Linked DNA regions of Homo sapiens: region 1 is linked to region 2. Evidence: read pairs that join two places in POLR2A ChIA-PET (ENCODE). Cell type or tissue: OCI-LY7. All regions are shown on one strand. Each heading gives the region's core, and the rest is flanking DNA. Links, peaks and the distances in the headings are about the cores only.

Region 1 (10,882 bases), core at 844-8,843, 160 kb before region 2:
ATGGACAATTATGAAATATCCAAGTGCTTTCTGTTCAATTTCATGAAATCATTACTAAAACTCCATGTGGATGCATAGCCCTTCTCTTCATTGATTGAAAGCTGAGCCCGATTTCTGTTAATATTAACCCCAGGGTAGCAGATATGTTGAGTTTTCCAAGGAAAGTTACCTTCATATAGGAAAAAGCTGTGGGAGCAGAAATTGCCAAGGTCTTGGAGTAAAAGAAAAAGGTGGGGCTGGGCACGGTGGCTCATGCCTGTAATCCCAGCACTTTGGGAGGCCGAGACAGGCGGATCACCTGAGGTTGAGAGTTCGAGACCAGCCTAACCAACATGGGGAAACCCCATCTCTACTAAAAATACAAATTAGCCAGGCGTGGTGGTGCATGCCTGTAATCCCAGCTACTCGGGAGGCTGAGGCAGAATTGGTTAAACCTGGGAGGCGGAGGCTGCAGTGAGCCTGTTCCATTGGAAAGGTTTTTTATACCTGCGGAAGGCTTCTCTGTGGGATTTCTCAAAAGCAGAAAGCCTGTTTCATAAATGAGTGTTTGCTGGTTTGATCTTATTGACTTATGGAAACTTCCAGTCTTTGATTCTGTAGCTTGCTATCAGGGTCAAGCAAAATCTGTCTCAAAGGCCATTGTTTTTTCCTCTAAGGTTCATAATTTCAGGGCATGAAAAACACCTTTTTTATTGTTATTCCTTCCATCCAGCCAGCCCTCCATTCTAATATACTGGTTAATAATAATAGCTACTAGTCACTGAGTGCCTAAGGCATGGCAATAAGTGGCATTTTACATGTATTCTCCTTTAATTTCTGCCACAACTAGATAAAGAATACAAGCAAAGTGAAGTTTGCTTGCTCAAGTTTCTACAGCTAGATATTCAAATCCAAACTTCTAATATTGCAAACATGTACTGTTAATCACTCTGCTATATTGCTCCCTGGCTCCCCCTCAGTCTTAGAGAATGTTAGCAGAATCTTGCCATAATAATATTGGCAACCAACTGAAGTGCTTAGGAGTCTTCCACCCTTGGACCTTTACCGAGGCATTTAGTTAGATAATTGTTCTATGGTGTTTTATATATATAAAGCTCAAGTGTTTATTCATTTCATTTTTTTGTGACCATAGATTCAAGTGGCCATAGGGAATATGTCACTTTTTCCAGTATATTTCCATATGGATAGTGTATCTTTTCTGAGCATTATATATAACACATCAGAGGATGGGAGGTTTGTAATAGTTTCACTTGTTGCCCTGGGGAGCTTGAAAAAACATTGACGCTCAACACCTGCCACCAACAGTTCTAATTTAACAGTTCTAGTTGTCACTAAAGTATTTTTTAGATTGGGCTGGTTTATAGCTCTTGAAATGTTCAGTGATACTTTTTTGGGGGGTGGGGGGAGATGGAGTCTCACTCTGTTGCCCAGGCTGGACTGCAGTGGCACAATCTCAGCTCACTGCAACCTACGCCTCCTGGGTTCAAGCGATTCTCCTGCCTCAGCCTCCCGAGTAGCTGGGATTACAGGCGCATGCCACCACACCTGGCTAGTTTTTTTGTATTTTTAGTAGAGTTGGGATTTCGCCTTATTGGCCAGGCTGGTCTCTAACTCCTGACCTCGTGATCCACCCGCCTCGGCCTCCCAAAGTGCTGGGATTACAGGTATGAGCCACCGTACCCGGCCAATACTTCTTTTACTCTGATATGATAGCATTATTTCTGAGACATACCTGAAATAAAATGTTCTACAATTAAGGAACAGATAGTCTCAGATATAATCCTGCAGAAAAGTACACAGATGCCTTGATCTATTTATCTCGGAAGCACCTTGTTATGTTATATTCTCTGCAAGACTGGGAGGAGTAACCCCACCTCCTGGCAAGAAAACTAGCCATGGAAGCAGGACCACGGCCTCAAACCAGTTGAGACCACTAGAGTGAGGAAATTGCAGTTCAAGGAGCTTCACTTTTCCTTCCTGAAACCCTTTCTTTCCTGTGTGCCAGTCTCTATTGATTCTGGTTTGACTCCTCTGAGGAGTCTGTTCTTTAGCTAGTTACTGCTAGATGGGCTTTGAGCACGTGCTTCTTTGGCAAGGAATTTCCATACCTCCCTTAAACCTCTTACTTGCATGGCTTGTGAAGAAGTTGTTTGGAGTTAGAAGACACACAGACCAGTGTCTCTGCTTCAGTTTGGACTGGTTCTCAGCCAACCTTCTGTAGACCAAGTAGATGGCACCTGGGAAGGTGCACGAATCGATGGGTTAAGGTGTCTTAAGCCATTTTAATATGCCAACTTAAGCCAAGAAGACCATAGAGGAGGAAGAGGCAAGTCACAATCAGATTTCTCCGGGTATGCCTGGCACTTTTAGAATTTATTTTTGAGTTGACATCCAAAAGGAAAACTAGCAAACTTCCCTACCTAACGTGGTGATCAGACTTAGACAGCTGTTTCCTAGAAATAATAAAACAACTTCAGTTCACCCCGTGTGTGTGTGTGTGTGTGTGTGTGGTGTGTGTTTGCATCAGCAGGACCCATTTGATGAGATGCCTCTTGCCACATACCTACCTGTTGACCTGTCTTAGGAAGGAGAGAATAAGGAATAGCCTGGCAACTGAGTTGTCAGCATGATTAATCATGAAACTTAGACTTACAGTGAGAGCCAAGATTTTCTCTGGTTCTAATGTGTTCAAGAAGCATTTATAGTCTTCCCTACATAGAAGACATTCCTTCTGCTTTTTTATAGCTTAATCTCTGATCCTTTCTATTTTTAATCACTGTAAATTATTTTTCATCCTTATAAAAGTTTCCCAGTTGAAAATATACTAGCTCACCTCTTTATGGAACTTACTAGTATTATATACGATTTTAACAAAGCAGTGCCAATAACCCCATTCAGATGGGAAAGAGAAGGTAATTGCACAGTTCAACAAAGTGAAGGTCATATGTATTTTATAAAACTAAGCACATTTTTATTGTGGCATCTTCTTTAATATTTGTGATCCCTTTGGCCAACATATATTGAAAAATATATGTATATATATAGCTACGTTCCACTGTGCTGCTTCATAATAAATACTTTAGTGATTTCTCCCTGGGTTTAACCTAGTATTGTTATCTATCAGTCTACTTACTCAGTGATGTAAAGCTTTTATTTCTTATGTATGGCCTGCAGACTTGTGTTTTCTTGTTCTTTTTCCTTCTACTTTTGGGGTTTATTTTGTATCATTAACCGTTTGTGTTTGCTCTCAGTTCTGTTTAGCATGTTATAAAGCTGGATGCTTACAAATCAGTGAAATGATCACAAAGTGTCCCTTATAATCTCCTCACTGCCCTGCATCTTTGTGTGTTCCCTGTGATCAGGTGCCTATAGGGCTTTTCACAGGGTATTTGACTTGGCCCTTTGAGCCTCTGGCAGAGGTGCAGGACTTAGGCTTTCCCAGTGTTGATTCTGCATAATGAAAGCAAAGAGCATGGGCAGGTAGAACCAATAATGGGCAGAATAAAAGAAGAAACTGATGAGCTCTGTCCCAGAAATTCAGCCTGCTTTTGGACATGGTATTCTCTTAGCTGCTATGATTCAGTGTGCTCATTTAGTACTGCCCTGAGGTAGAGGAAGAAAAACATTAAAAATAGTTGGTCTTGAATACAATGAACAGGTTTAAAAATGGAAGCTCTAGTTCTATGAATCTTACTAGTTTACCAATATATTATTACAGGAAGTGTAAGAAACTTTCCTTTAGAAGATGTCAAGATAGCTGAGAAAGCATTTCTTTCTGGGTACCTAAAGATAACCATGTCATCAAATACATGGTAATTTTTATATTTAATGGGATACCTTTTTGTCATATTCAGTCTTTACACTCCCAACTTCAGCCAAATGGGCTTCTTAAATTAATACTTTTTTTAGCTGAGTAAGCATGCTTACCTTTTCCCTGAATAAAATGCTTACTGCAATAAGTCATATCCAGTAGTATATGTATAGTATTAGCAACTAAACACTAAAAACAGTGCTGGCATTAAAACTAAAAAAAGAATACATTAGATATTTGGAAAGTTCTTGTCTGTTTACAGCACTGCGTTATATAAAATCCAGTTCCTCATGCATGCACTTTCTTTCATGAGTCTAAAGTGAATGATGTAATTTTTTAACAGAGATTGCATAGTGGTATGTTTCTCAGTATTCAAGAGAGTTTATATTAAGTGTGTAGTTCAGCTCTCAAAATAGCTCCTCTTTCATCTGTAATGCTTTTAAGGCTTAAAACTCCCCCATAAATTTAAAATGGCAGAGCTTATAGATCTTGAAGATCAACAGTTATAAAGATTTCTGGGGAAAATGTAAGATTTAAAGAAAACTGTTAAATTATGAAGTACAAATGATACACAATGGAGAGTTTGGCTTCATCAAAGTGAATCACTGCACTCATTTAGATGTATCTTCAAAGTTTTAAAACCATTTCATCGCATGCAAAAGTAGAAGCATTTCAGGGTTAAAACACCTTTCAGGGGGTAGGTAGGGTCTCTGTCACCCAGACTGGAGTGGCACAATATCACGGCTCCTTGTAGCCTCTACCTTCCCAGGCTGAGGTGATCCTCCCATGCCTGGAGCTGGGACTATAGGCGTGCACCACCATGCCCGGCTAATTTGTGTATTTTTTGTAGAGATGGGGTTTTGCCCCGTTGCGCCCAGGCAGATCTCAAACTCTTGGGCTCAAGCGATCCAGCCACCTCAGCCTCCCAAAGTGCTAGGATTACAGGTGTGAGCCACCACATCTAGCCTAAAACACCTTTTCTTTTCTAAGCATGCATAAATTATTGTATCTTCAAATCCACTATATCCATGGTTATTTGAGAAAATGAATTAAAAGTCACGTGCCCTAAATACTTTTATGAAAAATAAATACTTTATAACTTGCTTTTGCTTTTTAACTATGAAATTAATTAATCTAAGCCAACTTTCAAATGTAGGTTTGGGAGTTGTTGGGTTTTGTCGAGGTTGAGAAGACTGCCTTTTTTTTTTTTCAAATACAGTTTTCAGTTTCAAATGCTCCTTTGAAATATTAACATTCAATAGGAGATAAATTAAACTTAAAAAAAATTATGTTCACCTAGTTAATTCTGCTAGGTAAACATAGTGAGGCATGGCAGAAAGAAAAAGATAACATGAGGCCTGGCAGAAAATTCTCCAGCTTAAGCAGAAGCAGCAACAAAGATTAAAATGTAGTCTCTTGCCCATCTCAGTTGTCAATCATCAAATTAAATTTGCCATGTAGGTGAGAATCCTGGATTTTCATTGTAGATAATCTTGGAGCTCTTCCTAGAAAAATAATTTAGGAAATTAAACTCCTCTTTTTGTTTTCGTGTCTCTAAATATGCTTTGTAAAATTGAATGCCTTATGGAGAGAAAAAAAGTAGGCAAATTTACAGCATGCATTTTCGTGCCCATCCTGTAGCTTCCAGAAGAATTAGAGGCAGTAAAATCTGAAAAGTCATGACTTTTAGCAGCATATTATCAAATGAGGGATTTTTTTTTCTAATTGAGATTTCTCCATGTAGTAGCCACCACCAGGTCTTTTTAGGCTCAACTAGACATGGAGACTGGTAAGACCCAAATAGGCCACCCTTGGTGTTATATTCACTTTGCAGGACACAGGACAGGAAACAGAAGCAGGACAGTGTTAGGCATTGTTATTCCTGGGGTTCCTCACAGCAGCCTAGAGAAGAACCTCTGGCTCTCAAATGACAGCGTAGGTGCAAGGAGATGAGAGCCATCTCGGTGAGTGCAGTCACCTTGGTCTAGAAGCCCCATGTCCCAAATAGGACCAATATTTCTGAAACAACTCTATTAGCAGAGTTTGCAGAGTTCCTGCAGAGGACGTGTCAATTCGAAGAGTCAGTAAACCTAGGGAAGCCCAAACCTGTGGCTACCCACCAGGTATTTATAGTTGATTCACAGTTCTCCCAATTCAGATGTAGTGTAGGAATTTGGAAACATTTTTGCCATAAGCCATGCTACCTAGTAACACAGCTGATGTCCTGCCTTTATGAAATTTCCAGAAGAACACAGCTAGAGGGTTGACCCAAGGTCAAACTCATTCATAGAGCAGGAGAAAGCGTTTTGCTAACCCTTTTCCCACACTGCACAACCTGGGAGTTAATAAATTCTGTTCTATTTCACTACGAAGGGAGCTTTTTCTGATTAATTTCCAGCCACCTGAGTTGATTCTAGATAGAATTATTTGGCACATCTAAAAATCGCTAATTTGCGTTCCCCTATGATGCTCAGAGGAACAGGTTGTAAGAATGGTTCCTTAGGGAAATATTACTTTTCCTATATGCTTAAAAACAAATTTCCAGGGATTTAAAATATATTTAGTTATATTTAGTAATAACCAGTCCTAAATCAGGCTGACTTTCTGTTTAAGAGGGATTTGATATCCTCTCTGGTCAATCCCAAAGAATGTTGGTAATAAGCTGATACCTGCAGACATGTGTGTTGCTGTCTTATTTCTTTAACAGGTGTGCATTGAGACGTACATAAGCAGCTGTCACCAGCGTAGCATAAACACTGCTGTGCGGGCAACTCTCAGTCAAATGCTGAGTGACTTGACTTTACAGTTACGACAGAGGCAGGAGAATACGGTGAGTCTGTGACACCCCCATGTTCATCACCTTCCTGGTGGTGTCTGTGTATCCCATGCCCCGGGGCCCCCACTGCCAGGGCTGCCTGCCTCCTGAAAACAGTAGGAAGAGCTTGCTTGTTTTAACAGAACATTTATTTGTACACATTAAGCTCTTTAGATGTTTGCCTATTTCACCCTAAAGCTTTGAGAATTGCTTTTCCTTGCAGTTTCCGTGATTTTTTGAGTTATTTTAAAACTTATTTTTTAATCATTGTTTTAAAACTTCTCATACTGAAAATTTTTATTAGAAACATTGCGATACACTAACAAATATTGGAAGTAAATTTGAAATTAAGAAAAATGAATAGAATTTATTACATGCTTTGAGGTTGGGTATGTTTCCCTTTGTTAACTAAAAGATGGTGGCAGGAGGCCTCCTTCACCTGCTGGGGCCTTCAGGGTGAAACTAAACTTGTCTTCTCTCTATCATCAAAGCCCACTAGAGCTTTTTGCTCTAAACTTGAACAGATTGTCTAAAGTGAGCATTCCAGGGGAAAATGTAAACGTAATTGGCTCCTTGTATATATTATCTTCTGGGAATGTTAATGAGAGAGTGATTCCTCTTCAAAATTGGTGTTTTGTGTTGTTTTAAAATCTGCCTCTGTCATAATTTAGATTAAAATCCTTTTGAAATCTGCAAGGAGTGTTCTGAAATGACATTAGTTATTTGTTCAAATGGAAAATCTCAGTTACAGCTGGACGTGGTGGCTCACACCTGTAATCTCAGCACTTTGGGAGGCCGAGGCAGGTGGATCACCTGAGGTTAGGAGTTTGAGACCAGCCTGGCCAACATAGCGAAACCCCGTCTCTATTAAAAATCCAAAAAATTAGCCGGGTGTGGTGGTGCACACCTGTAATCCCAGCTACTTGGGAGGCTGAGGCAGGAGAATCGCTTGAACTCAGGAGGTGGAGGTTGCAGTGAGCTGAGATCATGCCCACTGCACTCTAGCCTGGGTGACTGAGTGAAACTCTGTCTCAGGAAAAAAAAAAAAAAAAAAGAAAGAAAATCTCAGTTACAGTCCCAGATATCTCTGAAATTAATTTTATAAAAATTAGGATTTCTTATTTAACCTCAACTATTTGTAATTATTTTTAATTTCAATTATTTTCTAATTTTTAGAAAATCATGGAATTGAGGAGAGCCTTAGAGATGATCTAGTCAAATTCTTTTTTCCTCATTTATAGATGAGAAGGTGAAACTCAGAAAGATGAAATCGAAATCTAAAATGAATGAGCTTATCAATGAAGGAGCCAGAAGTAAACCCCTGGTCTCTAGCTGACTGCCAGTGCAAGTTCTCAGTTAATATGTGCTCTGGCAGCCAGTGTTGAAAACAACACTAATCTGAAAAAACAAATATTGATTTTTTTTCTTTTCTGTTTGCTGTATCCAAAGCCCCAGTTTCTATTAAAAATTGTTTTAACTTGAGATATTTTTATTACTTTAGCTTACAGCTTGCTAAAAACAATTTTATTTATAGTAGGATTTTGGATATAGCTAGTATGGGAATATTTAGTTTAAAAGAAATTAAAATACATAAATAGAAAATAAGAGAAAAAAATTTTAATTGAGATAAATCTAAGATGTTGAGAAATCTTATAATATACACTCATATTTCATCCATGCTAAATGACAATATGATCAAACACTATATTAATAATATCCTAATATTTTACATCATTTAAATCAAACTTTGTAATTTCAAAGTGCTTTCAATTATATGAGTTCATTTAATCTTATTTTAAAATTTTTAAGTAGGAGAGTATTAGGTTTCCAGTCAAATATCCCAGCCTTTTAGCTCATACTGCTCTTCCATAAGAATGGCAAAGGTATGGCTGTGGAGGTGCAGGTGATACTGTAGAGGCTGTCTGTCTCCATCCTGGGTATTATGTGGCTAAACAGCCTTCTGGTCCTGCTCATCACGGACCATCTGGACTCACCCCAACCGGAGGCAAGATCTCAAATTAGGTGGAAAATTGGTGTTTCCTGTTATTTCCTTTCTATTACTCATGCGGTCCCTGGAGATGTGATTCCATGTCCCAGAAAACATAGGTCTCAGGTTGCTGGTATTTGAAGCATTTGTGATGTCCAATGGAGGGAGACATAAGTTTTGCCGCATAAGAATTTACGTATTTTTTTTAAAGCTCTTAAAGTGGAATCATCTATAGGAATGGAGGGGTTTGCTCTAAAGAGGCCACGTATTCCCCTGGGAAACACTGAGCATTACCTGGGGAAGATGCGTATATTTTCTAGCACGGCCTATCACTGTGCAAAAGAAAATTTTTAAAATCTCAGGACCCCCAAATTTTTTATGCCAAAGGGAAGGTTAAGCCTGGAGGCTGAGTCATGTAACACCCTCTTCCGAATGAGATGCTGCTACTAGCGTTATGCATTAGCCAGACCACCTCAGAAGGGTAAAAGGCCTCAAGTATATCCAAATGACTGCCCCCACAGATCACTCAAGTCAAATCTTTGCTGGCCTCCCGTAAACAAGGACATGCCTATTGTAACTTTAGATCCGCAATCTAGGTCTAGCGCCTAAAACTAAAATCTGTTTGATTCCACACTGATAAAGTTGATTACAAGCCCATCTTCCCAGGTGCAGAATAAAGGCAAGATCCATCACTCCTCTGTCTACCCAGAGATATCTGCATAATTGATTCTTCCGTTACTCCCATTTTTTTCTTCAAACATTCACCTTATGTAAAATTTAGATTTACTGGGCACTAAGTAAAATCTCACAAGCATGTAACCATTCGTGTTACTGCCTACCTGCCCTTCTTCCTACATGCCTTCCCCCTTCCTTTAAGGAAATGTAGAAACCTCCTGAAATGTAAAACCTCCTGAAAGCCTCTTCAGAAAAACAGCCACAGGTGCAGACAGCCACAGGTGTGTCAGCAGCTCACACTTTTCCCGGGCGTGCCCTAAAGCTGGCTTAATAAAACTCAATTGATTGAGATACTTGCCTCAGTCACTCATTTCAGTTATCAACTGGAAAGACATCATGGGCCACCTCAAAATTAGGAAGGTTAAATGCAGTGGAAAGAAAATAAATAATGTAGAATGCCAAAATCACTAGCAGGATGTGTATCTTCAACCTAATAAATGTTTATCCCCAGCTGCATGCCAGGACAGACGATAATTTTGATTTTGTATCGTCACAAATCCTACATATTATCCAGCTTTATTATTGAATTATTTTAGGTAACCTAAGCTATTGTTAAGTTGTAAGTTACTAATTTCAAAAAGTAAAGTTGCTACATTTAAATATTTGGGGCTGAAAGGTTGAAGGATTCTCCTACCCTTAAATATGACTTAAATGTGCTTCCTCCGGAATGTTGTTCTCAACTTGACTTTAGCCATTCTGAGCTGTAGATACTGACATAACATTTCGCAAAAGTTGTTGTGGAAGCAGCTGAGCTTGCAAATTAATGAGCAGAGAATGGTAGAAATGCGTGCCTGTAGCAAGTTTAAAAATTAAATCAGCACCATGGGATGAGTTACGTGTCCGGTAATTAGTTGGCATGAAAATACTTCCGGATTATCTCTTGGTGCAAAGAGGTAAGGAGAATAAAGTGCCACCTTCCTAGTCTCTTCTCAGTAGTCACTGAGTTATCCCTGCAATGGGAAGTAAGTCTGATTATTTGTAAATGTCTTTTCCTTCCTATTTTCCCTTCCCTCACAGTTCTGTCTCTGCCCTCATAGTTCTGGATGTACCTAGCCAAGAGCAGCTGGCTAGGTACAGTTAAAATGCTCCCCATCAAATACAAAGATGGAGATTCTGACCAGTGGTTATCTTTGGACCTGTATTTTGAAGTCCAGGAACCTAATCCTTCTTATGGCCAAGAGTCTGTGTTTATTAGGGGCCACGCACAGTATCAGCTGTAGCCTTGGAATAGGTTGTTCTCTGTGCGAAATTAACTCACCTCTTCAGGTAGGCATTGCCCCAGGTCACAGCCCAGCATCTTGGAATCCTGCGAGTTTAAGTGCACCACAGGGTTTAAACTTCCAGGAAGTATCCACGCCAGAGTGTCCACACAAACGTGACTGAATTATTTTGGGAACTGATAAGCTCAATTCCAGAGATCATAATCTGTCTCATAAACACCGTGAATAATGAAACGCTCTCAAGAGCTGGTGGGTAGGGGTGGGCTCAGGCAAGGTAGCCGAGCCCAGGGCACCCCGGAAGCCATTTTGTTTCC
Region 2 (10,882 bases), core at 970-8,969:
GCAGAATGTTGAAATTCTCAGGCCAAAATGTGAAACAACCAGGATTAATATGCTAAGGACTCTAATGGAAAAAGTAGACCGCATGCAGGAACAGATGAGTAACATAAGCAGAGAGATGGACATTGCAAGAAAAAATCAAAAAACGCTGGAGATCAAAACCACTGTAACACAAATGAAGAATGTCTTTGATGGCTTATTAGTAGACGAGACACAGCTGAAGAAAGAATCTCTGAGCATGAGGATTTGTCAATAGAGACTTCCAAAATGGAAAAGCGAAGAAGAAAAGAAAACTGAAAAAAGGAACAACATCCGAGAACTCTGGAACAATTACAAATGGTGTTACATACGCATTTGAATACCTGAAGGAGAAAGGAAGAGAAAAAATATTTGAAGCAATAATGACTGCAAATGTCTCCAAATTAATGTCAGATACCAAACCACAGATCTGGGAAGCCTGAGAATAAGTAGGATAATTGTCCCAAAACTACACGTAGGCATATCATATTTAAACTGCAGGAAATCAAACTTAAGGAAAAATCTTGAAGTCAGGGGGAAAAAAGAAACACTACCCATAGAAAAGCAAAGACAAGAATGACATTCAACTTCTCAGAAACCATGCAAGCAAGTGGAGTAGAATGAAATATTTAAAGTATTGACAGGAAGAAAACACCAGCTTAGAATTCTGTATTCTACAAAATTATTCTTCAAAAGTGAGGGATAAAGAAAAACTTGCTCACAGGAACAAAAATTGAGGGAATTTGTTGCCAAGCCATCTGCTTTGTAAGAAGTATTAAAATAAATTCTTCAGAGATAAGGAAAATGACACAGGTCAGAAATTTGGATAAAGGGAGGAAGAGGGCAGGGCGTGGTGGCTCACGGCTGTAATCTCAGCACTTTGGGAGCCTGAGGCAAGAGAATCACTTGAGCCCAGGAGTTTGAGACCAGCCTGGGCAGCAAAGTGAGACCTCATCTCTACAAACCTAAAAATTTTTTAAATGAGGCCAGTTGCGGTGGCTCACACCTGCAATCCCAGCACTTTGGGAGACCAAGGCGGGCGGATCATCTGATGTCAGGAGTTTGGGACCAGCGTGGTCAAAATGGTGAAACTCCATCTCTACTAAAATTACAAAAACTAGCCAGGCATGGTGGTGGGCGCCTGTAATCCCAGCTACTTGAGAGGCTGAGGCAGAATTGCTTGAACCCAGGAGGTGTAGGTTGCAGTGAGCTGAGATTGCACCACTGCACTCCAGCCTGGGCAATGAGAGCAAAACTACATCTCAAAAAAAAATTTTTTTTTAATAAAAAATAAAAAATGATTCATTGCTTGGGAAATGCTCTCTGGATTGATCGATTTATGGCTGAAAAGTGTTTTAGTTTATGATTTAAGGATGATGAGGAAAAAATGGTGTACCCTGAACTTGAATAGTATAAAACATGTTTTAGATGACAATTGAATCGTGGTCATCAGAAATATGCTTCTTTCTGGCTGGGCACGGTGGCTCATGTCTATAATCCTAGCACTTTGGGAGGCTGAGGCGGGCAGATGGCTTGAGCTCACAAGTTTGAGACCAGCCTGGGCAACCCAGCAAAACCCCATCTCTTAAAAAAAACAATACAAAAATTAGCCTGGCGTGGTGTTGTGTGCCTATATTCCCAGCTACTGGGGAGGCTGAGGTGAGAGGATGGCTTGAACCTGGGAGGTGGAGGTTTCAGTGAGCCAAGATTGCACCACTGTACTCCAGCCTGGGTGACAAGAGCAAAACTCCATCTAAAAAAAAATAAAAACAGCCTGGCATGGTGGTGCACTCCTGTAGTCCCAGCTACTCGAGAGGCTAAGGTGAGAGGATCGCTTGAGCCCAGGAGCTGGTAATTACAGTGAGCTATGATCGCACCACTGCACTCCAGACTGGGCAACAAAGTGAAACCTTGTCTCAAAAAACAAAACAAAAAAGAAAGGAAGAGGATTATAGAGGGAATAAATAAAGGTAAAGTAATTTTGTATATGTTCTATTCTTAATTGATAAAAGTCTTAATTGTTCTAAATAATAACAGCAACAAACTGCTTGATTATGCTTATATATAAGTGAAATACATGACAGCAATAATATAAGAGACGGGAGGGAGGAATTGGGAGAATTTTATTATTATGAAGTACTTGCACTATCTGTGAAGCAGTATAATATTATTTGAAAGAGGATTTGGATTAGTTGTAAATATATATTGCAAATTCTAGGCCAACCACTAAAAAATAAGAATAATCAATGTGTTAAGAAATCAGAGAAAACAGAACCATATAAAGTGCTCATTGAAAACCACAAAAGGACTTAGCATGGTAGCTCATGCCTGTAATCCCAGCAATTTGGGAGGCTGAGGCAGGAGTTTGAGACCAGGAGTTTGAGACCAGCCTGGGCAACAAGGCGATACACCATCTCTACAAAATTTTTTTTTAAATTAGCCAGGCATGGTGGTATACACCTGTGGTCCCAGCTACTCAGGAGGCTGAGGTGGGAGGATCACTTGAGCTTGAGCCCAGGAGGTTGAGGCTGCATTAAGTCATGATCGTGCCACTGCACTCCAACCCGGGCAACAGAGTGGAAAACCTCTTAAGTCCCACAGTGTTCTTGCTGCTGGTGGGGAGGACTCTGCCCTACAGGTAAAATATATCTTCATGTCCTCAATTCCTCAAAGTTTGGGTGTTTTGTTTTGTTTTGTTTTGTTTTGTTCTATTTTGTTTTTGAGATGGAGTCTCGCTCTGTCACCCAGGCTGGAGTGCAGTGGCACAATCTCGGCTCACTGCAACCTCTGCCTCCTGGATTCAAGGGATTCTCATGCCTCAGCCTCCCAAGTAGCTGGGACTACAGGCATGTGCCACCATGGCCAGATAATTTTTATATTTTTAGTAGAGATGGGGTTTCACCATGTTGGCCAAGATGATCTCCATCTCTTGACCTCATGATCCACCTGCCTCGGCTGGGATTACAGCCTAAAGTGCCGGGATTACAGGCATGGGCCACTGCACCCGGCCCCTCCAAGTTTTTATACAATGCACATAGTTGGATGTTTTGAAGGGCCAATATTTGCATTCTTCGTCTACTGGATTCTGAACAAATTGGAGAAAAAATTAAATATTCTGATTTGAAGTGCTGAATCTTCCTTTCTCTACATTGTTCATTATTTATTGGTTCCTTTATCATATTACTAGGATCTGAGGGTTGTTGGGACAATCCAATGTTAAAACACACATCTGCCTAAGGACAGAGCAAGTATCAGCTCCTATCTGTATTTACCAACCCATGTTATACATCAAGCACTCTCACTCTCTCATAAGGAAACTAAAACATCCGAATTGCTTGTGGTAGGACCAGGGCCAATCAGGCACACCAGGCACCATCCCCAAAGCTCACCTTACCTTTAGGGTCCCATGAAAATGTTTTAATTTATTTTAAAATCAGAAGAAAAAAAAACTCTTGGGATCAAAGATTATATTCATCTTTACACCAATACAGTCATAAAATGTAATTTGTATATTTTATAAGTTTCACGTGGAGGAAGGAAACCACGAAGGCAAAAGTGCCTTAGGCCTGCAATAGTCACAATGTAGCCCTGGGAAGCAGGTTATCCTGATTCAATGTAAGCAAAATTCAGACAAGGAAACAAGAAATTGGATGTTTTTTCAGAGAAAATAAGAATTAATTTCTCTTTCCTCCCCAACACACATTCAGTGGTCCTAGCCAGACTTTCATTCCCTTATTTTCTCCCATTTTGCTAATGCCATCATAACAATAAGTTATAAAGTGATGTTAATAAGTTTTCTTCTATATGCAGAACATATAAGAACATATGTCATTGAATCTTCTTGGCTCTAAATTATTCATTATTTATTTATTCCTTTATCATACTAATAGGATCTACTTCAGAGGTTTATTGGGACAATCCAGTGTTCAAACACACATCTGCCTTAAGGACAGAGCAACTATTGCAAATGGAGTGTCCTCTACGTCAAGTGAAGGTCTAAGGGAACTCTAGCTGTGAGAGCAATACAAATGGATTCCAACCTTTCTGTACGTCATCCACAAAGTTCTCATGCCTGGAGAAGCTAATGGGCAGAGGACCAGGAGAGTTCAATTAATGGATCTCAGGGCTTAATGAAATGGCCCAGAGTTTTCATTCACAAAAAATCATACTCACAACTATCATTTATGGGGACACAACATGCAAAATATTGGGCTAAGCGATAACTGAGCATTTCCTCTTAGAATCCTCAAAATTGTATGTGATGAATACCAGCCATTTGTACCAATGAAGAAAGAGATTTGGTGAGGCTGAATCTCATGCCCAGGGCCAGAAAGTGGCAGAGGTCAGATGGAAACCCAGATTCTTACATGTGGGTTTAAGCCAAGCAGAGCACCCTCTTCTGACCTGGTGGAGGGTGGCTGCCCATGTTGAAGGACGCAGGCTACAGATTTTATGACTGTGGTGAGACTAAAATCATGGCAGTCCAGAAACTGATGCCCAATTCCTGTTCACTGGTATTAACAACATCCCAACACTTAACACTCTCACAAGTAGAATGAATTGTGTACTAGCCACAAAAAAGGGTATGACTTTGATTGTCCTATACTTTAAGTGAATGTCTAAAGAAACTCTAGCTGTGAAAGCAACATTCATGGATTCCAGCCTATCTGTACCTCATCCATTAAGTCCTAATGCCTGAAGAAGCTAATAATGTCAGGTCATCATGTGAACCTGGAAAAAAAACACATTTCTAAATATTAAATAAGCAAATAATAAAACCAAGTAAAATATAATTTTATATATTTAAATGTATGGCAATGAAAATGATGAGTATAGACTATAAAATAATATCATATAATCCATGTTAATACACAATAGTCTTCCTTAAGTATAAATACAAGCTAAGTATCCAGAGAATCAACCCCAAAAGTACTGCAATGATTGGAAAGGCTGAATCAGGTTTCAGTTGGACAGGAGACAGGGATAGTCATCTAAATTAGTGTTCTTCGAGGCATGGTCCATGAACTGATGCTGGCTCACAGGCTACTTGTTGACAGTCTGAGATAAGATAATAAGAGAAGTTGAGAGTAAGCATTTGTTACTAAAATGCCAGGGGTTCCATCTAAGTCCCATGGCTCACCAAACAGAAAGCCAATCACTGAGACAAGTATTGGCAGGGAAGAAGTCTTTACTCAGCTGCTGCAGCTGAAGAGATGAGAGATCTGTCTCAAATCCCCAACCAACTAAAATTAGCGGTGTATATAGCAGGGAAGAAATATAACTATGTGTGGGAAAACAGGAGTTAGGAAGGGGTAAGGAAGAGGAGTTGGTTAACAAGAGGCAAGTGGTCGGTTAGACAATCATGAAGGGTAAGGGGTCTGGCCTCACTGGCCAGATGCAATGATGCAATGATCTTGTAAGTTTCAGTTCCTTGATACTATCTGGGAGGCCTGACGGTTGGTTTCCTGAGAAAGGAACTCAAATAAAACAAAGATAACTTTCTAAAGTTTTAAGACTGGGCCAATTTCTATGTTTATTCAAAAGAAACCATGAACATCAGTTCTATGGCACAGTTGGGCTGGTTTCATGTTTAGAGACATTTATAGCAACTTATTTTTTACAAAATCCATGCATGTGATCAGTGGACTCATCTCACTGATATTGGTATAGACCAATTAAATTACTACAGAACTTGTGGGTTCAGTAGCCTATAGTATGAGCTGCACATGGTCCTGTGCAGTAGACACTCATGTTGGTTTAAGATGAACTGGAAATTTTAAAAATATATAAAGGATCTTTCATTGCAGATAGCTTGAGAGGCACTGATCCAGAAGATGAGATGTTACTCGTCTCATTACTCAGGCATTACTACTAAACCTTTTCTCCATGGTAGTGGATTTTTTTTTTTTTTTTTTTTTTTGACAGGGTCTTGCTCTATCACCGAAGCTCGAGTGGTGTGATCATGGCTCACTGCATCTTTGACCTCCAGGGCTCAAGTGATCTTCCCACCTCAGCCCCACTAGTAGCTGGGACTATAGGCTCAGCCACCATGCCCAGCTAAATTTTTAAAAAAAAAATTTTTGTAGAGACATGGTCTCATTATGTTGCTTAGGCTGGTATCAAACTCCTGGGCTCAAGTGACCCTCCTGTCTCAGCCTCCTAAAGTGCTGGGATTGCAGGTGTGAGCCAACACGCATGAGCTTGGAGGCAATTTTTAATCTGTTACTTATCTCTTCTGTGCCTGGGTCTCATTGTGCACATGTAGACACTCAACTGTAGAACAACCTAGGGAGACCATTATGCAGGACTTACGAGCAGGCTGAGAACTGACTAGTTTGCAGATCTGTTAAAGGTGCAGGCAGAGGAACTCCTCTTCTGGGAAGTTGGACACTGAACCTCTGTAACACCTATGTTCTCAGTCATTAGGGAGTCAAGTCCAATTCCTACTAATTCTTTATCTTAATAAAGAAATAATGCAGGCCAAGCATGGTGGCTCACACCTGTAATCCCAGCACTTTGAGAGGCTGAGGCTGGAGGATCACTTGAGCCCAGGAGTTAAAGACCCCATTGCTAAAAGAAATTTTTAAAGAAATTGCCAGCCATGGTGGTGTGTGCCTATAGTCCCAGCTACTCTGAAGGCTGATATGGGAGGATTGCTTGAGCCCAGGATCGTGCCACTGCACTCCAGCCTGGGTGATACAGCAAGACCCTATTTCCAAAAAGAAAAGAAAAGAAAAAGAAAAAAGAAAGGAAGAATACAATAATTCTACTGCAACAGTGAAAACCCCACATGTAATAGTTCAAAGAAACATCTTAGCAGCCCTAAATTTTTGGGAAATGGTCTTTCATCAAGTGATCTATTAGAAACATTTTACCTTAGCTGCATCAAAGATTAGTTCCTTTTAAGTGCTTTTGAGAATGTGAGCTATCTAGTTGTGATATATTTGGTCATCTATTTTTAACTTCAAAGCATAAACCTTTTAAAATCAGTATGGATGAGCCTCTCTTTTTTCATAAACACCTCCAACAAACTTAGAAGTTATATCAAGCCTCACTCTGATTAAAATTGGTATTTTAATTTTTAAAAGCATTTCCAGGTTTAGACTTTAGCTTTTTTATCCTCAACCCCACAACTCAGTGTCTCTTCATTTTCTGTGGCAGATAAGAAAGGTGGTTCTCAGGTGTTCCTAAAAACACTCAATTCCTATCTATGTGTCTGCCAAATTCTATGACTGGCATTCATTCAACATTTATCATGCAATTATGGATCAGGCACAGAGTAAAGTGCTCAGTGTAGGAGGCGCTTCACAGGTGGCTTTGTGCCTAAATCATTAATGGGTATTCTAATTCTCGTCAAAACTGAAGGAGAAGCCAGCCAAAAGAAAAGACTAAATTTCTTGTTAGAATACCAAGTTGCTACCCATTTTACAGTTATCACATATGAGACAGTGGTAACTATAGGGGGACCAGATAACCAGGTAACTGCTGAGAGCGGTGGCATGCAGCTGTAGTCCTGGCTACTCAGGAGGCTGAGGTAGGAGGATCCCTTGAGCACAGCAGTTCAAGGCTGTAGTGCTCTGGGATTGTGCCAATCACAATGTTATTTTTAAAAATAACATTATGCTTGCACTCCAACTTGGGCAACATAGTGAGGCCCTGTCTTTAAAAAAAAGAAAAGACCAGATATTTAACTATGTTATGAGTGCATGGATGACCCCAGAAAGGCCAAAATCAAATACTATTTGTTGATAAAACCCATTGTATTAGTCCGTTCTCACACTGCTGTGAAGAATTACCTGGGACTGGGTAATTTGTGAAGAAAAGAGGTTTAATTGACTCATAGATCTGCAGGTTTTATAGGAAGCATGGTTAGGAGGCCTCAGAAAACTTACAATCATGGCAAAAGGTGAAGGGGAAGCAAGCACGTCTTACCATGGCGGAATAGGAGACAGATAGTGAAGGTGGAAGTGCCACACACTTTCAAACAACCAGATCTCGTGAGAACTCACTTAGTATCACGAGAACAGCAAGGGGCAAGTCCACTCCCATGATCCAATCACCTCCCACCAGGCCCTTCCCCGGACATGTGGGGATTACAATTCAAAATGAGATTTGAGTGGGGACACAGAGCCAAACCCTATCACCCAGCAACACCTACTACAATACTGCATAGAATAAATACTTTTCAAGTTATTGTTTCTGAAAAACATTATCCCAAACATAATGTTATTTAAAAAAATAACCATTTTCTTATCCTCACAGTTTCTGTGGGTACTGCAGGGATAGCTTGTATCTCCTCTATGACTTCTGGGACCTCGGTGGGGAAGACTCAAGGATGTCTGGAGGTGACTCAATGGTGGGCAGGAATCATCTGAACACTTGCTTACTCAACGTGAGCAGTGGTTGATGCCAGCTGTCAGCCAGGTCCTCAGCTAGGATATACTAAACATAGCTCTCCATGGAGCTGCTTGGGGTTCCCTTCAGCGTGGCTGTTGGATTCTAAGAGCAAGTGTCCCAAAGAAAACTAGGTGAACAACTTTAATGATCTAGCCTTCTACTGTCATCGTAAGCCTGCCAAGTTTCAAGGAAAGGGAGAACAGATGTCCACCTCTTAATTAGAGATATGTCAAAGTCACGTTATAATAACAGCACATTGGATGGAAGATAATGTTGCAACCATCTTTGGGAAATAAAAATCTGCCACAAGTATGGAATAAATAAACAACGTATGACTCAATGATATTACAGACAGGGCTTTTCTCAAATATTTTGAGCTCTCCTTTAAAAACACAGATCAATAGTATTTTTGCACCCCCTTGAGGTTAATCAAGGCCCGGTGACTTGCTTTGGTCAATGAAAGTGGATGGAAACAACTTATGTAACTTACTGCAGGAAGCATTTACAGTTGATCCTCATTATTCACAAATTCCATATTTGCAAATTTGCCTGCTTGCTAAAATGTCTTTGTAACTCCACAGTCAATACTCACAGCATTTTCTGGTCACTCACAGACATATGCATGCACACAGCTTTGGAAAATGCAGGTTGCCCAGTGCACACATTCCCAGCTGAAGTTGGAAAAGGCAAGCTCTGTTTGTTTTAGCTCTCATGCGGTAGACAATGTCCATTTTACAATCTATGGAGTGCCACCATTTTTGCATTTTTGTGCTTTTTGTTTGCTGTTTAAAACAGCCCCCAGGCTTAGGGCTGAAGTGCTGTCTAGTGCTCCTCAGTGCAAGAAGGCCGTGATGTGCCTTACAGAGAAGATATATGTGACATTCAGGCATGAGTTATAATGCTGCTGGTCACGAGTTCAATGTTAATGAATCAACAACACCTGTTAAATAAGATATCTTTATGCAGAAACACACATAAAACAAGGTTATGTATTGACTGGTTACTGAAAATACTGTGACCAGAGGCTTACGGGAACCTAACTCTATATTTCCCCTAGGAGCAGTGGTTCAGTATTTGCTAAATCGGTGTTGATGGTTACTTTAAGGAATGTAACTACCACAAATAATGAGAACCAGCTGTATTACTGGTGTGGGTCTCTCAGTGCTCTCTTCCCTTGCCAGGGTGATTGTGGAGGTATCTGTTGACATAAAGGTGCCAGGCTGTACCGTCTCATGGAAAGGGGCTGTCCAAAATCCTCATTCAGACCCAGAGAGGACTCTGCATGAACAAGGAATCAGCTGTTGCTTATGGCCAGTGCTATGTGCGGTTGTTTCCACAGCACAACTTAGTCTTTCCTCACCAAACACACCACTAAATATCTGTTCCTAAAATACCGCTTGTAAGGCCAGGCATGGTGGCTCATGCCTATAATCCTAGCATGTTCTGAGGCCAAGGTGGGTGGATTGCTTGAGCCCAGGAGTTCAAGACCAGCCTGGGCAACATGGCAAAACCCTGTCTCTACAAAACCAACAAAAAAATTAGCCAGGTGTGGTAGCATGCGCCTGTAATCCCAGTTACTCAGGAGGCTGAAGTAGGAGGATTGCTGGATCCTTGGGAGGCCGAGGCTGCATGAGCCGTGATTGCACCACTGCACTCCAGCTTGGGTGACGGAGTAAGACCTTGTCTCTAAATAAATAAATAAATGAATAAATACAAAAATAAAATATTGCTTGTTAACTGAAAATAAATAGTACTTTTGAAAGACAAAAGGAAGAAACATTTGAGTACTCTGCTCCTCCCCCATCAGCTTCACAGATTTCAAAATGTGGAAAATAGAACTTATCTCAAAATTTGCTGTACAGCTTAAATAAAATATCTGCTTCATAGTGTCATATAAACATTGATGAAATATAAGCAAATAAAAAATTACTATAATTAATCAACAAGAAAACAAACTAACTCGATTATTTTGAAATAACAATATAAAACTTGAATGAAGTTTATTAACTTTAAATAATTTAAATAATTTAAAGTTTATTAAACTTTACTAAACTTTATTAAACTTGTTCTAAACTGAAATCCTATTATTTTGAAATAAATCCCTTTCTTTCCTTCCTCTGTTCTTTTATATGACTAGTTACTGCCTTGTAAATACAGATAATGCAGTGTAGTCACCTCTGTTACCTTCACTAATTGCATACTCCAAACCCTGAAAAATAAACGTCTCCAAATTTAGCCTTAGATTTTCTGCAAATAAAATATTGCCCTCCAAAAAAGACATTGATAAATGTAAAAGATACTCTATAGATTAAAATAACAGATTTCTTAAGCAATGAAGTAAATTACATCCTTTTTCTTTTTTTAAAAAAAACCTGTGATAAAGTTATATTTTCAACTTTGCAAAGTCACCTAAGCAATGGATCACATCTGTTACCTAGTTAAACGAAACAAGCTATTTTTTAAAATAAGT

Evidence for each region. Peaks named below come from ENCODE experiments on the same cell type or tissue, not always from the same donor. Only the 100,000 strongest peaks of a DNase experiment are listed, where the experiment ranks them.
Region 1: POLR2A ChIA-PET joins it to region 2 with 7 read pairs; 2 of 35 experiments call an interaction of 5 or more read pairs at or near these places.

Annotation. Positions count from the first base shown.
Region 1 is chr6:138,231,991-138,242,872 of GRCh38, forward strand. It overlaps ARFGEF3 (ARFGEF family member 3), which reads left to right. Exons shown (of 34, transcript NM_020340.5): 6 at 6,519-6,641. Among named protein-coding and RNA genes, the nearest start is that of PBOV1, 19 kb to the left of the region's middle. In OCI-LY7, for the core only: no CTCF peak of the experiment used is centred there; no DNase peak of the experiment used is centred there.
Region 2 is chr6:138,388,886-138,399,767 of GRCh38, forward strand. No RefSeq gene overlaps it. Among named protein-coding and RNA genes, the nearest start is that of HEBP2, 9.9 kb to the right of the region's middle. In OCI-LY7, for the core only: no CTCF peak of the experiment used is centred there; a DNase peak (open chromatin) is centred at 5,436; H3K4me3 peaks cover 521 bases; H3K27ac peaks cover 1,035 bases.